Linked DNA regions of Homo sapiens: region 1 is linked to region 2. Evidence: chromatin loops called from intact Hi-C (ENCODE). Cell type or tissue: sigmoid colon. All regions are shown on one strand. Each heading gives the region's core, and the rest is flanking DNA. Links, peaks and the distances in the headings are about the cores only. Region 1 overlaps GJC1 (gap junction protein gamma 1). Region 2 overlaps EFTUD2 (elongation factor Tu GTP binding domain containing 2).

Region 1 (9,165 bases), core at 2,505-6,504, 68 kb after region 2:
CTCTCTCGCCCAGGCAGGAGTGCAGTGGTATGATCATAGCTCATTGCAGTCTCAAGCTCCCAAGTTCAAGTGATCCTCCTCCTTCAGCCTTCCAAAGTGCTGAGATTACAGGTGTGAGCCACCATGCCCAGCTGGATTCTTTTGTTTGTTTGTTTTGTTTTGTTTTGAGATGGAGTTTTGCTCTTGTTGCCCAGGCTAGAGTGCAATGGCACAATCTCAGCTCACCGCAACCTCCACCTCCCCCTCCCAGGTTCAAGCAATTCTCCTGCCTCAGCCTCCCAAATAGCTGGGATTACAGGCATGCACCACCACACCTGGCTAATTTTGTATTTTTAGTTAGTTGGTCAGTCCATGTTGGTCTGGCTGGTCTCAAACTCCCGACTGCTGGTGATCCACCCACCTCGGCTTCCCAAAGTGCTGGAATTACAGGCATGAGCCACCGTGCTTGGCCGGGATTCTTCATATGTAAATCTTTTTGCTTCTTTATTTTTTGAGGTTTCGCTGTCACCTAGGCTGGAGTGCAGTGGCACGATCACAACTCACTGCAACCTCTACCTCCCGGGCTCAAGTGATTCTTTCACCTGAGCCTCCCAAGTAGCTGGGACCACAGGTGTGCGTCACCATGCTAATTTTGGGGGTGTGTGTTGTTGTTGTTGTTTGGTGAAGACTAGGTTTCACATGTTGCCCAGGCTGGTCTCAAACTCCTGAACTCATGTGATCCCCCCACCTTGGCCTCCCGAAGTGCTGGGATTACAGGCGTGAGCCAGAGCCACTGTGCTGGGCCGTGTGTGTGTGTGTGTGTGTGTGTGTGTGTGTGTAAGAGACAGGGTGTTGTTCTATCTACCAGGTTGGACTGCAGTGGCCACCACTGCCACCACACCTGGCTAATTTTTTTAAAATTTGGAAAGATAGGGTCTCACTATATTGCCCAGGCTTATGTGCAAATCTTTATGCGGCTTCATGCCTTCACTTTTTTTTTTTCCATTGTTCCTTTGGAAATTGTTCCAGTTTTTTTTTTCCTGTATCTTTAAACAACAACACAAAGCACCCTTTTAATTAAGTTACTATAAACACATAACATTCAGGAATTGTTTTAAATTTATTTGCTAAATGTGGGCGCCTTATGGATGACATTTGGCCAGAGCTATGCAGAGTTGCCAGAGCTTAATAATGAGCAATAATTCATCTTGGAAACTTTTCTGTTTTGCTGTTTAATCCAGTACAGATGCAGGTGTTTTCTTTCTGTGACTTTTTGTGAGTAGTTGTATCTGTAAATCACCTCCCATGGAGACGGGTGTTCCTGTGACTGAGAGCCAGCTGTTGGGTGTTTTAGCTAAACAGCTTGCTCCTAGTTAGCTGCTCAAATCCCCCTGAGAGGTGTATCGGCTGCTTCAGGGAATAGAGCAGATGGGGTGAAGGTTTTTGCAAGGCCTTTAGTGACCTGCTTTCAATTTGCTGCAATTCTTCTGCTTTGGCTTTTTCCTATAGGTGCCAGAGTTCATCTGCTTCATATTTTTACTACTGACGCATCTTCCTGTCGTATATTCTTAGACTGTGGTGACTTAAGAATCTTTGGGTCACCTGTTACATGGTTTCTCCTGCCACCTGTATGGGGAGGAGAAGACTGGTATTCAAACTCAAGCCTGTTTCTATCTTATTCTCATTGATTTTTATGATACATAGAAAACTTTGTTTCTTTCTGAAAATGGCATTTTAGTGATTCATTGTTTTCTGTGGGAGAAAGCTTATGACCTGCTCTTTTCTTTTTCCCTTCCAGAGGGAATCTGGAAAAATTGCAATCAAAACATCATTTCTCTAAGAAAATTTTGGGTAACCGAAGTTCTGGACAACAGGTAAAGTGTGTTTAAACTTTGGTGGTGCTGACAAATCATCTGTAATCTGCAGAAGTAAACTGGGAGAGGGAGGAGGACAAGTTAAAAATTAAGTCTACTTTGTGTCGGGGCTTTATTGGGGATTTCCCATATATTACCTCATTTAGGTGGTTTTTACCTGGATCCTGGATGTAGATCTGGGAATCTCAGAAAGAATCTGTCCTTTAAAATGCTGTTTTAAATGGATTTGCTGTTGATTGGATTTAATGTCCTCACAGTTCAGTTTAGCAATCATTTTTTAATGTCTACCATAAATAAGGTACAGAAGTATAATTTGTAGATTCTGTTATATAGTAAAGGGGTACAATATTTATTGCAAGACCATTTACTGGGCTTCTAAGTAAAACCAAAATCTGGTATGCGATGCAGCCTAGCTAGGGAAGATCTTCCTAGTTCCCTTCTGTCTTTTGTTTTAGTTCTTAATGATTGCCAGCAGTTTGTAGCTGTACCATCTTCTTAATCCCTTTTAGCACTTGTCTAAAATTTAAGTTTCCTAATAAATCACCCCTTCACAGTGGAGTCCAACCGAGGTGTCCCCTTTATGTTCTCAGTGGTGGTTTTTCTGTGATTGGACCGAATAACTATACCTGTGTGTTTTTTAAATTTCTATCTCACAAAATTCTGAAGGTCTCATGAAATAATAGTATGTGTAAAGAACCTAGGTCTGGCCAGGCATGGTGGTTCACGCCTGTAATCCCAGCACTTTGAGAGGCCAAGGCAGGCGGATCACCTGAGGTCAGGAGTTCGAGACCAGCCTGGCCAACATGGTGAAACCCCATCTCTACTAAAAATACAAAAATGATGGTGCATGACTGTAATCCCAGATACTCGGGAGGCTGAGGCACAAGAATCACTTGAACCTGGGAGGCGGAGGTTGCAGTGAGCCAAGATCACGCCACTGCACTGCAGCCTGAGCGAAAGAGGGAAACTGTCTCAAAAAAAAAAAAAAAAAACAAACAGAAGAACCAAGGTCTGAGAAATATCTCAGTAAATAGTAGCTACAAGTTTACCTTTTAAACCAGAGGAGATATGAAAGCAATCCATACTTTCTGGGACCTTGTGGGGCCAACAGGTGTTGACTGAGGTGAATTGACCTTCTTGAAGATAGTAGAGAGTGAGATGCTGTTTATTCTTTTTTTTTGAGATGGAGTCTTGCTCTGTTCAAGCAATTCTCCTGTCTCAGCCTCCTGAGCTGCTGGGATTACAGGTGCACACCACCGTGCCCGGGTAATTTTTGTATTTTTGTAGAGACGGAGTTTCACCATGTTGACCAGGCTGGTCTTTAACTCCTGACCTCAACTAATCTGCCCGCCTTGGCCTCCCAAAGTGCTGGGATTACAGGCGTGAGCCACCCTACCCAACTGAGATGCTGTTTATTCTAACATTTGTTCCACTGTGAACCTTGAGGTTAGATTTCAAGTATTCAAAGCAGTAGTTCCTAGAGATATCATAATTAGTAATTAAATTAAGATTTAATATTTGTTGATTTTATTTTGGTATTTTTCCACTTTTATCAGGGCATACCAATTCAATCACCATGAGTTGGAGCTTCCTGACTCGCCTGCTAGAGGAGATTCACAACCATTCCACATTTGTGGGGAAGATCTGGCTCACTGTTCTGATTGTCTTCCGGATCGTCCTTACAGCTGTAGGAGGAGAATCCATCTATTACGATGAGCAAAGCAAATTTGTGTGCAACACAGAACAGCCGGGCTGTGAGAATGTCTGTTATGATGCGTTTGCACCTCTCTCCCATGTACGCTTCTGGGTGTTCCAGATCATCCTGGTGGCAACTCCCTCTGTGATGTACCTGGGCTATGCTATCCACAAGATTGCCAAAATGGAGCACGGTGAAGCAGACAAGAAGGCAGCTCGGAGCAAGCCCTATGCAATGCGCTGGAAACAACACCGGGCTCTGGAAGAAACGGAGGAGGACAACGAAGAGGATCCTATGATGTATCCAGAGATGGAGTTAGAAAGTGATAAGGAAAATAAAGAGCAGAGCCAACCCAAACCTAAGCATGATGGCCGACGACGGATTCGGGAAGATGGGCTCATGAAAATCTATGTGCTGCAGTTGCTGGCAAGGACCGTGTTTGAGGTGGGTTTTCTGATAGGGCAGTATTTTCTGTATGGCTTCCAAGTCCACCCGTTTTATGTGTGCAGCAGACTTCCTTGTCCTCATAAGATAGACTGCTTTATTTCTAGACCCACTGAAAAGACCATCTTCCTTCTGATAATGTATGGTGTTACAGGCCTTTGCCTCTTGCTTAACATTTGGGAGATGCTTCATTTAGGGTTTGGGACCATTCGAGACTCACTAAACAGTAAAAGGAGGGAACTTGAGGATCCGGGTGCTTATAATTATCCTTTCACTTGGAATACACCATCTGCTCCCCCTGGCTATAACATTGCTGTCAAACCAGATCAAATCCAGTACACCGAACTGTCCAATGCTAAGATCGCCTACAAGCAAAACAAGGCCAACACAGCCCAGGAACAGCAGTATGGCAGCCATGAGGAGAACCTCCCAGCTGACCTGGAGGCTCTGCAGCGGGAGATCAGGATGGCTCAGGAACGCTTGGATCTGGCAGTTCAGGCCTACAGTCACCAAAACAACCCTCATGGTCCCCGGGAGAAGAAGGCCAAAGTGGGGTCCAAAGCTGGGTCCAACAAAAGCACTGCCAGTAGCAAATCAGGGGATGGGAAGACCTCCGTCTGGATTTAATCCTGGCGGGCTTAAAACCTGTGCTTTTCATAGTTTATGGTAAGCAGCAGCTCACTGAATAATGACTTCCATTGAGTAAACATTTGGCTCTGGTTATCTTCAGGGATGCTGTTGGCTCATGATCCAAGCTCAGGGGACTCTGGAGGCGGGGCTGGGCTGAGGGAGAGAAAGGGAAACACAGTGTTCCCAGGCACATGTTCTTAGCAATAATACAGTTGCAGAACTTTACATTTGTGTCTTCCAGATCTGGAGAAGAACAGACATATTTAAATCATTCTTGTTGAACAGTTTTTGTATGTACAGTATTATGGTACTTTTTTTTTTTTAGTATGAGAACTTTTTTTGTATTTGTACATTGAACTGCTGTAGTTATACTTTTATATTAAAGGGGAAAAAGTCCTTATAAATAATGCCTATTAGGCTAGTGCTATTACTTTGTTCAGCAAATTCTACCCTGGCTTTAGAGTTTTTAATAGATGCTACACCTAATAAAAGTGCCTCTCATATTGCAGGAACGATTTCAGATGTGTAAGGAGACTGAAGAGGAGATACCAGTTTTTAGTCTTGGAAAGCAAGTTCACAGTAGAAGGAGGTTGAGATCTTTCTTTTATGTGAGAAATCTTTGAATCTCATTCATGCGATCAGAGTTGTAGCCAATTTTTGAAAACCTTATTTTCAAAGGAAATAAATGATTCACTGTAGGATTCCTTTAAATATCAAGCATCACCAGTATATGCTTTGATGGTATATGTATATAACTTAAAGTTCTTTCAAAAGCCTGATACAGAAACGTGTCCCCAGTTTGGTAGCAATGTGGAAAACCTGGCTAGAGATGATATGGAGCTGTCCCTCAGAAAGCAAAGCCATGCCTGGAATCCCTAATAGGCTGCTTAGTTGTGAACCTGTTTGATTTGCCTTAAGCCTCTATCCAGAAACCTGCCCGCTTCCGTCTGGTTAAGAAGCCAGTGGTGGATATTTTCTTTGTTAACATTAGAAATGCAAACATTCCCTTGTCAACCAAGAATACTCAAAGCTACTTGTATTGGAAATGGCAGAAGGCCTAAATCCAAATTTCTTATTTTTTATAATTTACCATAGAAGTTTTGTGATTAAATTCTTACTTCTGCCAGTGGAGGTTTATGCCTGAAAGGTCATGGGGTCCTGTCTGTAAATAGACCTAAAGAGAAGTGCAGTATTTATTCTTTGTAGGCATAATGTGTTTGTCACTGACAAGCATTCATGTTCATCCCACTAGTCTTTTATTGCAGTCTTTTATTGTCATTTTCAGCCTTATGTTGGAGAGCTTTGCTTTCTCATCATGTTCACATTGTCTTAAGTTTTGTGAGCTTCTGAGAAAGAGCTTGGTAAAGGTTTAAAGGGGACTTTGTTCCACCAGGGAGCATTTTATTTGGGCGTCTCACCCTTTTCTAATGAAAGCTGTTGTAAGCCACCTCTGACTTGGAAATTCTGAAAGTATGAATATTTTTTATATCTTAATTGTAAAATGCCAGTTCTCCATTATTTAGATGAATAGTAGAACACTGCACCCTTTGTGCAGTGTTTTTGTTTCTCTACTGCATTCCTACCCCCACCAAAAAAAAGAAACTTAAGGAAATTTTTTTTTGAGACAGGGTCTCCCTCTTTCACCCAGGCTGGAGTGCAGCAGCATGATCTCAGCTCACTGCAGCCTCTGCCTCCCAGGCTCAAGCAATCATTCCACCTCAGCCTCTTGATTAGCTGGGACTACAGGCATGTGCCACCATACTCGGCTAATTCTGTTTTAAAAATTTTTTTTGTAGAGATGAGGTCTCACTATGTTACCCAGGCTGGTCTCGAACTTTTGGGTTCAAGTGATCCTCCCGCCTCAGCCTCTCAAAGTGTTAGTATTATAGGTGTGAGCCACCATGCCCAGCCTAGAAAATTTAACCTTATCTTTTAGCCATTCATTTACTTTTATTTGCTTTTTTAAAAAAAAATCTTTAAATTTTAGCCTAGAGAAGCACCTCAGGAACTCTAAACATCTTAGGCAAAAATTAAACTCAGGTGAGACTGAAGGAGAAATTTCAGAAATACACATGTACCTCATGGGTAATTAATAGACATGCACAGTTTCCTTCAAATCAAATGTTTAATAAGGAAATTCATATAATTCCAAGAAAACAGGCAAAATTTGGAATACATAAGCCTAGCTAAGATAAAGAACTACCAGTTAATTCTTAACATCACTGGAGCTTCCAGCAGGTTTTTTAATTGAAGGACAAAAAGTGTCCATACATTTGTGTTATCTCTTCAGAGCCTGAGGGAGAAGAGAGTGGCTTTGCCCAGTGGAAAGGCTGGGGATTTGAGAATGATACAGGGGGAAGGAGTCAAGCAGAAATGCCAGGAAGAACCAGGCAAAGACATTTGGCGCCAGAAGCATCCACTTAATTTCTGTGAAGAGTGCCCCTGGTGTTTCATCTTGGCCTGTTTTGATGAGAATGTTATCTTTTGTGTCTGGATAACGCGTCAGCTTCTTAAAGTACATATAAAGATATTCTGTCACCTCCCCACATGCACACACTTTTAAAATCTATTTTTATTCTCTTGCTAAAGTTGTAATTATGTCAAGAATTTTCCAGCTCTAACTGCCTTCTTAGTACATGTCTTTCTGCCTTTGAAGCATATGAGTTTGCCAAAGTCATTCTCCCCTAATGACATATTGTGGACTTACATTAAGAAAATGGGCCAGGCGCGGTGGCTCACACCTGTAATCCCAGCACTTTAGGAGGCCCAGGCGGGTGGATTACCTGAGGTCAGGAGTTCAAGACCAGACTGGTCAACATGGTGAAACTCCATCTCTACTAAAAATACAGAAATTAGCCAGGAGTGCTGGGTGGACGCCTGCAATCCCAGCTACTTGGGAGGTTGAGGCAGGAGAATTGCTTGAACCCAGGAGGCAGAGGTTGCAGTGAGCTGAGATCATACCATTGCACTCCAGCCTGCAAGACAGAGTGAAACTCTTGTCTCAAAAAAAAAAAAAGAAAAAAAGAAAGTGAGCCTGTTGATGTCTAGCTAACCCATTGGTGGAGTCTGCATTGAATCTGTAAGAATATTGTTCTGGATCATGCAGGTGGGATTTGTATAAAAAGCCTGTCCAACATTTAGTTCTCACTCGCATCAGAATCATACTGTTTTGAATTGCCATATAAGACATGCTCCATCATGACACTTGCTTCTCCTCCAAATACAAGTTGAGTGCTTAGTCCTTCACCTGCTAGAATCAGGATACAATCAACATGATTATGTTCCTTAACACACTTGGATTTATGCAGATGTGGTGTGTCCTTTGCTCTTTTTTTTCTTAAGACAGAGTCTTGCTCTTGTCGCTCAGGCTGGAGTGCAGTGGTGTGATTTCGGCTCACTGCAACCTCCGCCTCCTGGGTTCAAGCGATTCTCCTGCCTCAGCCTCCCGAGTAGCTGGGATTACAGGCACCACCACCATACCAGGCTGATTTTTTTTGTATTTTTAATATAGACAGGGCTTCATCATGTTGGCCAGGCTGGCAGGCTGGTCTCGAACTCCTCACCTCGTGATCCGCCCACCTCAGCTTCCCAAAGTGCTGTGATTACAGGCGTGAGCCACCGCGCCTGGCCTGCTCTTAAAACCCGTTATTCAGAAGATTTGTAAAAGAAATAGGCTTTTTTTTTTTTTTTGGTTAATTCAAACGAGGGGAAAATTAGATAGCATTTTCCCCTAAAGAAATGTTAATGTTCATTTTGTGGCTTTGTTTTCAAGTTTCAGGAGCCATGTACATCTCAGAAGTGTTACGAAGTGATTAGAAAAGGCCTCTGGTAAAAGACCTTCAAGGACCAACCATTATTATTGGTCACTTGTTTGAACTTGGCGCTTAAAAAAAAAGTTGGACTGTGATGCTTTGGTGCTCTTTATCACAGACATCAGTGATGGTCTGAAACACTCTCTAGCAGTTTATACGAAGAATGGACTTACATGTTATCAGTTACACTCATGATTTACTCGTTCAGCTTCTACAAGTCCATACTTTATGCTGTCTCATTTAAGAGACAGTCCACTTCTGAAAATAAAATCGATAGTTGATGATACATTTTTGGCTAGCCAGCTTTCTGTAAAAGGCAAGTATGTTAGACATGCACAGTTTCCTTCAAATCAAATGTTTAATAAGGTACTTCAAGAAACGCCTTTTTAAAAATCAAAGGTTTTGGCCAGGCATGGTGGCTCACGCCTGTAATCCCAGCACTTTGGGAGGCCAAGGTGGGCGAATCACAAGGTCAGGAGTTTGAGACCAGCCTGGCCAACATGGTGAAACCCCGTCTCTACTAAAAATACCAAAAATTAGCCGGGCGTGGTGGTGGGTACCTGTAATCCCAGCTACTCAGGAGGCTGAGATGAGAATCACTTGATCCCAGGAGGTAGAGGTTGCAGTGAGCCGAGATTGCGCCATTGCACTTCAGCCTGGGCAACGAGTGAAACTCTCAAAAAAAAATTCATAGTAATAATAAAGTCCCTGCATGCAGTTTGGAAATAAA
Region 2 (6,544 bases), core at 886-4,885:
CACAGCTCACTGCAGCCTCGAACTTCTGGGCTCAAGCAATCCTCCCACCTCAGTCTCCTGATAGCTGGGACCACAGGCATGTGCCACCATACCTGGCTATATATTTTTTAAATTAATTAATTTATTTTTTTTTGAGACGGAGTCTCGCTCTGTCGCCCAGGCTGGAGTGCAGTGGCATGATCTCGGCTCACTGCAAGCTCCGCCTCCCGGGTTCATGCCATTCTCCTGCCTCAGCCTCTCAAGTAGCCGGGACTACAGGCACCCGTCACCACGCCCGGCTAATTTTTTGTATTTTTAGTAGAGACAGGGTTTCACTGTGTTAGCCAGGTTGGTCTTGACCTTCTGAGCTCGTGATCCGCCCACCTCGGCCTCCCAAAGTGCTGGGATTACAGGCGTGAACCACCACCCCCGGCCAATTTTTTTTAATTTTAATTTTTATTTTTTATTTATTTATATTTTTTTTGTAGAGATGGAGTCTTGCTATGTTGCCCAGGCTGGTCTTAAACTGGCCTCAAGCAATTCTTCCACCTTGGCCTTCCAAAGTGCTAGCATTACAGATTTGAGCCGCTGCACCCAGCCTGGGCTCTAGAATCAGCCTCCTCTTCACCACATACCAACCATGTAAAGTTGGGCAGATTACTTAAGTTCAGTTTCTGCTTCAGTAAAAAAGGAATAATATTTGCCTAACAGCAATAGTAGCAAATATTATTAGGCATTTATAGTATAAGTTAACATAACTTACAAGGGATGTTATAAGAAATTAAATAGATATTTGATGGAACACAGCACAGTGCTTGCAATGTAGCAGCTGATGTGCTGAATAATGTTAGCTGCTATTATCTTATAATTAACACAGTCTAAATAAATTAAGAACTGTTTGCTGTGTTTCTGTGGATATACCTGCTTCTCAACAAGATGGATTTAGGGCTTGCATTGATACATATGAGTGATGGTTATGATACCTTAGAATATAATATCAAAGGGCCTTTGAAACAGAGGTTAAATATATCTTAAAGACAGTCTTACTACAGGCTGAAAGATGTGCTAGATGACTTCCTGCAGCCCCTCAAATGGGCCTGTGAGGAGGCCGTCCTACTGAAAGAATGCCTCTCCAACTGAAAGAATGCCTCTCCATTTAAGGATTGGGGATGGAACCTGTGTGGCTAGAGACAGATACCTTCAGGAGCCTTCCCAGTGTGTAGCACTACTTTTCAAAAGGAATATCTTCACCCCATCTCTGCAAGGACTGAGAATGACTAGAGCCCAGTGTGACATCATGAGTCCAAAGGATGAAATGACAAATATATTTTAATAAGAAGGCCAAGCGTGATAGCTTATGCCTGTAATCCCAGCACTTTGAGAGGTCAAGGCAGGAGGATCCCTTGGGGCTAGGAGTTCAAGGCCAGCCTGGGCAACATAGCTAGACTCTGTGTCTACAAAAAATAATTTTGAAATTAGCTTGGCGTGCTGGCATGTGTTTGTAGTCTTAGCTACTCGGGAGGCAGAGGCAAGAGGATCACTTGAGCCAAGGAGTTCAGGGTTATAGTGAGCTATGATTGTGCTGTTGTACTCCAATGTGGGTGACAGAGTGAGATCCTGTCTCTTAAAAAAAAAAAAAAAAAAAAAAGAGGCCGGGCACGGTGGCTCACGCCTGTAATCTCAGCACTTTGGGAGGCCGAGGCGGGCGGATCATGAGGTCAGGAGATCGAGACCATCCTGGCTAACACGGTGAAACCCCATCTCTACTAAAAAATACAAAAAAAATTAGCCGGGCTTGGTGGCGGGCGCCTGTAATCCCAGCTACTGAGGAGGCTGAGGCAGGAGAATGGCGTGAACCCGGGAGACGGAGCTTGCAGTGAGCTGAGATTGCACCACGGCACTCCAGCCTGGGCAACAGAGCAAGACTCCATCTCAAAAAAAAAAAAAAAAAGTAGGAAGTGGGATAGAGCTGAACTTAACCTGATTTACTAAAATAGGAAGTCAAGAGGTCATGTTTCAAACCTCTAAACAAGAGGCCAGGCACAGTGGCTTATACCTAGAATCCCAGCACTTTGGGAGGCCAAGCAGGATATTGCTTGAGCCCAAGAGTTCAAGGTTCAAGCCTGGGCAACATGGCTTTTGTATCTCATCTCTACAAAAATTAGCCAGGCTTGGTGGTTCATGCCTGCAGTCCCAGCTACTTGGGATGCTGAGGAGGGAGGATTGCGTGAGCTTGAGAGATCGAGGCTACAGTGAATGGTGATTGTACCACTGTGCTCCAGCCTGGGCAACAAGGCAAGACCCTGTCTCAAAAGCAAAAGAACCTCTAAGCAAGAAAAAGTAACATAAACATATTACTTAGAAACCTGAAGGTAAATACTCTAAAAGCAGCTTTAAAAGTGTTGAAAGCAGTTGCCTCTAGGGAGCATAACTTGGGGGTAGAGTGCAATGGGGTAGAGGGCTGTTCTTTATAAGCCATACCTTTATTTCTATATTGGGACATTCCATAAGATAATGTGCCAGTAAGGCTAGGGTTGTGGATTTGATCCCCTTGTACAACTCGTTTTCTTATAAATGTTAGTGAACTCAGATGCTCGTGGTTTCTGCATGGCTTTTAAGATTGAAAGTTTTAACACTGTAAAAGCCAAACACAAAAGAATAAAGAGTATGGCAGTGAGGGTAAAGAGCAGAGTTGCTTTTCTTCATTTCCTTTCTTTTCTCTTTTTTAAATGATGTTTATGTCTGCTTGTATTTGTGAAATTGAGGTTTTTCGTCAAATGTATTTCTGTCTTATCACATTAGATTCATTTCCTGTGTTCTAAGGTTTTTGTCTCTGTCCTGTAGGTTTCCCCTTGTCTGTCTGGTGCAGTTAACTTTTCCAAGATTGTGCAGAATGTTCCCAGCTCTGGGAAATCAACTTGTTATTGGGAATTAGGGGAACAGCTCCATCATGTCACTTTCTTGGACCAGGCTGTTGGCAAAACTGAGTGTCTTGCACAAGTCCCTTCCGAGGGCTGGAGAGTGGCTGTGATACCGAGTTCCTGCCCTTCCCCTTGGCAGTGCGTCCGGGCTGCTGCAGCCTGGCACTGTGTTCACCACTGTCTCTGTTTCAGCATGTATTCCACTGATGAGAACCTGATCCTTTCCCCACTCCTGGGTAACGTCTGCTTCTCCAGCTCCCAGTACAGCATCTGCTTCACGCTGGGCTCCTTTGCCAAGATCTATGCCGACACCTTTGGTAAGCGCTGGCTGGCAGTCTGTCTCACCAGCTTCCCCTGAGTCCTGTGTGCCTTTCCTGCTGAATGACTCAGAAATTGGCTTCGTATCAGCACCCTGCTGGGGGAACATTTTATCACCTGTTATTATCACATTTGGGGGTCTTTGTGGCCTTGAGACCCTTTCTTCAGGCTAAGTGGTTTCTAAATAATAGAAAAATAAAAGTGAATAGGAGGACATGGGAGAAGAAGGAGGTCATTTTAGGAATAAAAGTCTCTCCTAGAGTGAGACAGGTTTTGTAAAACAGGAATCATCCATGCCCACAGGCACTTTCAGACCTTCTCACAGGTGGCATCTCCCTCACTGTTAGTGCTTCTAGCCAGCCGTATGGAGGCAGACATCAATTTCATGGGTCTAATTGAGAACTCATGGTGACCTTGCAGCCAGCATCTACAGGCCTCTGCTAACATGCCCAGCCGCATGATATCATGGGTTCCTGGAGCCTCAACACCAGATCCTTGAGACCAGATTCCCACTGTGAGAGACTCCCTGGCTCTTCATCTTTGCACTTCCCCAGTTACCTCAGATTCCAATAGGAATCGTGCACTGAGAGTCTTTTCTGTGTTCAATGTTGCAGTTCCTTAGAGGGAAGTCACTGTTACCCCGTTCTTAGAGTCGAGCAGACAGGCTCCGTGAGATGTCTCATGACCAGTAGGCGGTGGAGCATCAGCGTTTCTATTCTTGCCAGTCAGTTGTCCTGCCGCACTCTTAGCATGGAGCCCTTTGCTCTTGTGAAAAAAAAATGAGGGATTAAAGTTCAGTCTTTTTTGGCCAGGCGCGGTGGCTCACGCCTGTAATCCCAGCACTCTGGGAGGCTGAGGCAGGCAGATCACGAGGTCGGGAGATCAAGACCATCCTGGCTAACACGGTGAAATCCCGTCTCTACTAAAAATGCAAAAAAATTAGCCAGGCGTGGTGGCGGGCACGTGTAGTCCCAGCTACTGGGAGTCTGAGGCAGGAAAATGGCGTGAACCCAGGAGGCAGAGCTTGCAGTGAGCTGAGATCACGCCACTGCACTCCAGCCTGGGCGACAGAGCAAGACTCCATCTCAAAAAAAAAAAAAATTGAAGTTCAGTCTTTTTTGACCAGGTGCAGTGGCTCACGCCTGTAATCCCAGGACTTTGGGAAGCTGAGGCAGGCGGATCACTTGAGCCCAGTAGTTTGAGACCAGCCTGGGCAACATGGCGAAACCCCATCTCTACAAAAAAATACAAAAAATTAGGTGGGCATGATGGCACTGGCCTGTAGTCTGAGCTCGGGAGGATCACTTGAGCCCGGGAGGTTGAGGCTACAGTGAGCCGTGATTGCACCATTGCACTCCAGCCCGGGCAACAGAGCAAGACCCTGTCTCAAAAAACAAGAAAAATTTGGTTCTTTTTCTTTTTTTTTTGAGACATAATCTCACTCTGTTGCCTAGGCTGGAGTGTAATGGCACGATCTCGGCTCACTGCAACCTCCACCTCCTGGGTTTAAGTGATTCTCCTGCCTCAGCCTCCTGAGTAGCTGGGATTACAGGTACATGCCACCATGCCCAGCTAATTTTTGTATTTTTAGTAGAGATGGGGTTTCACCATGTTGGTCAGGCTGGTCTCGAACTCCTGACCTCGTGATCCGCCCACCTCGGCCTCTCAAAGTGCTGGGATTACAGGCATGAGCCACTGTGCCTGGCCTGTGTACTATGTTCTCATAATAAAGTAAGCTGGAGAAAAGAAGATGTTACAAAGAAAATCATGAGAAAAAACACATTTACTGTTCATTAAGTGGAAGTGGATCATCATAAAGGTCTTCATCTTCGTCATCTTCACATTGAGCAGGCTAAGGAAGAGAAAGCATTGGTCTTGGTGTCTCAGGTGGCAGAGGCAGGAGAAAAATCCATGTATAATTGGAACCGAGACATTCAAACCATGTTATTCAAGGGTCAACTGTATACATATGTAATCTGTGTTTTTCACACAGCATTGGGCCATTGACCATTTTCTTGTTATTAGATGTATATATCAGTTATTTCCAGATGGCTCTTTTTTAAAAATGGGTAGCTAAACAATAAATGAAATTAAACTGAACAGGGTTCCAGTAGAAGTTTGTGTTTCTAAATGTCCATTGTATGAGCATGTGAAGCAAAATCCAAAACCCTTTTGTAATTATAATGCAGAGATGATTCCAATTTTGATTGAAAATGATCCTCAGCCTTGGGCGAGATTGTTGTTCATCCTTTGAACCCACTGTTAGTTTATGCCAGAGCTAGCTATGGGCTGGGCTGCAGCAGCGTTATCATGGAAAGCCATGTGTAGACTTCTGTAAAGTCAGCACTGAAGGGAATATTGAAGAGATCATTGAGTCGTCCTCTTCATTTTACATGAGGGGAAACTATGCCCATGGTCACAGAAATTACTAATAGAGTAGGAACTAGAATCCATTTACACCTTACTACCAAAACTGATACCATGTGCTCTCGCTAGGAATATAATACAATAAGGCATCATGAACAACTTCGGACTTCTATAAACTTCATCCAGTGGACGAACAGAATCCCACAGAGTGATGAATGGCAATGTGAGGTGATAGTGTGAGCTGAGTGCTGTAGGCAGATACAGCTGAGAGAATTTAGGGGTGGGGTAGGGCTCAGCCTCAATGGCTTGGAGTCAGGTAAAGCCGAGGGAAAGAGATGGGGCTTGGGCAAATAAAGAGTAGAAAGCCAAGAATTCCAGACTTGCAGGGCTGGAGAAAGAGGCATAGAGGCAGGTGGTGTTAGTCATGGCCTGTTCAGGTAACAGTGGAATGTTTAACCAAGGAGAAGAGTTCAAGTTCAGGCTAGGTCCAGTGGCTCATGCCTGTAATCCGAGCACTTGGGGAGGCCAAAGTAGAGGATCACTTGAGGCCAGGAGTTCAAAACCAGCCTAGGCAACATGGCAAGACCTCGTCTCTACAAAAAATTTTAAAAATTAGCTGGCCGTGATGGCGCACACCTGTAGTCCCAGCTACTCGGGAGGCAGAGGTGGGGGGATTGCATGAGCCAGGAAGGTCGAGGCTGCAGGGAGCCAAGGTTATGCCACTGCACTCCAGTGTGGATGACAAAGCAAGACCCCATCTCAAAGAAAAAAAGTTCAGTGATTATACTGCATGGTAAGTGCATTAACAGAGGGCATAAACATTCAGTGGTTCAGAGGAAGGAAAGTTTCAGTAACTAACAATGTGGGAAAGAAGGGGAGAATTTGGTAATTAACAGAGTAGGGAAGAAAAAGATTTTGAGTTTAGCTGAAAATTTGGTGGTAACCTTACTGATGGAGAC

The links. A loop is a pair of places that touch in the nucleus more often than their neighbours do. Peaks named below come from ENCODE experiments on the same cell type or tissue, not always from the same donor. Only the 100,000 strongest peaks of a DNase experiment are listed, where the experiment ranks them.
Region 1: a loop joins it to region 2, with 5 times the contacts of the local background. A loop is called at or near these places in 1 of 110 quality-filtered maps.

The regions. Positions count from the first base shown.
Region 1 is chr17:44,800,082-44,809,246 of GRCh38, reverse strand. It overlaps GJC1 (gap junction protein gamma 1), which reads left to right. Exons shown (of 3, transcript NM_005497.4): 2 at 1,778-1,853; 3 at 3,410-9,165. The coding sequence starts at 3,430. The coding sequence ends at 4,620. Among named protein-coding and RNA genes, the nearest start is that of GJC1, 26 kb to the left of the region's middle. In sigmoid colon, for the core only: no CTCF peak of the experiment used is centred there; DNase peaks (open chromatin) are centred at 4,436 and 4,756; H3K4me3 peaks cover 1,260 bases.
Region 2 is chr17:44,869,119-44,875,662 of GRCh38, reverse strand. EFTUD2 (elongation factor Tu GTP binding domain containing 2) reads left to right here. Exons shown (of 28, transcript NM_004247.4): 11 at 3,093-3,217. Among named protein-coding and RNA genes, the nearest start is that of HIGD1B, 25 kb to the right of the region's middle. In sigmoid colon, for the core only: no CTCF peak of the experiment used is centred there; a DNase peak (open chromatin) is centred at 3,072.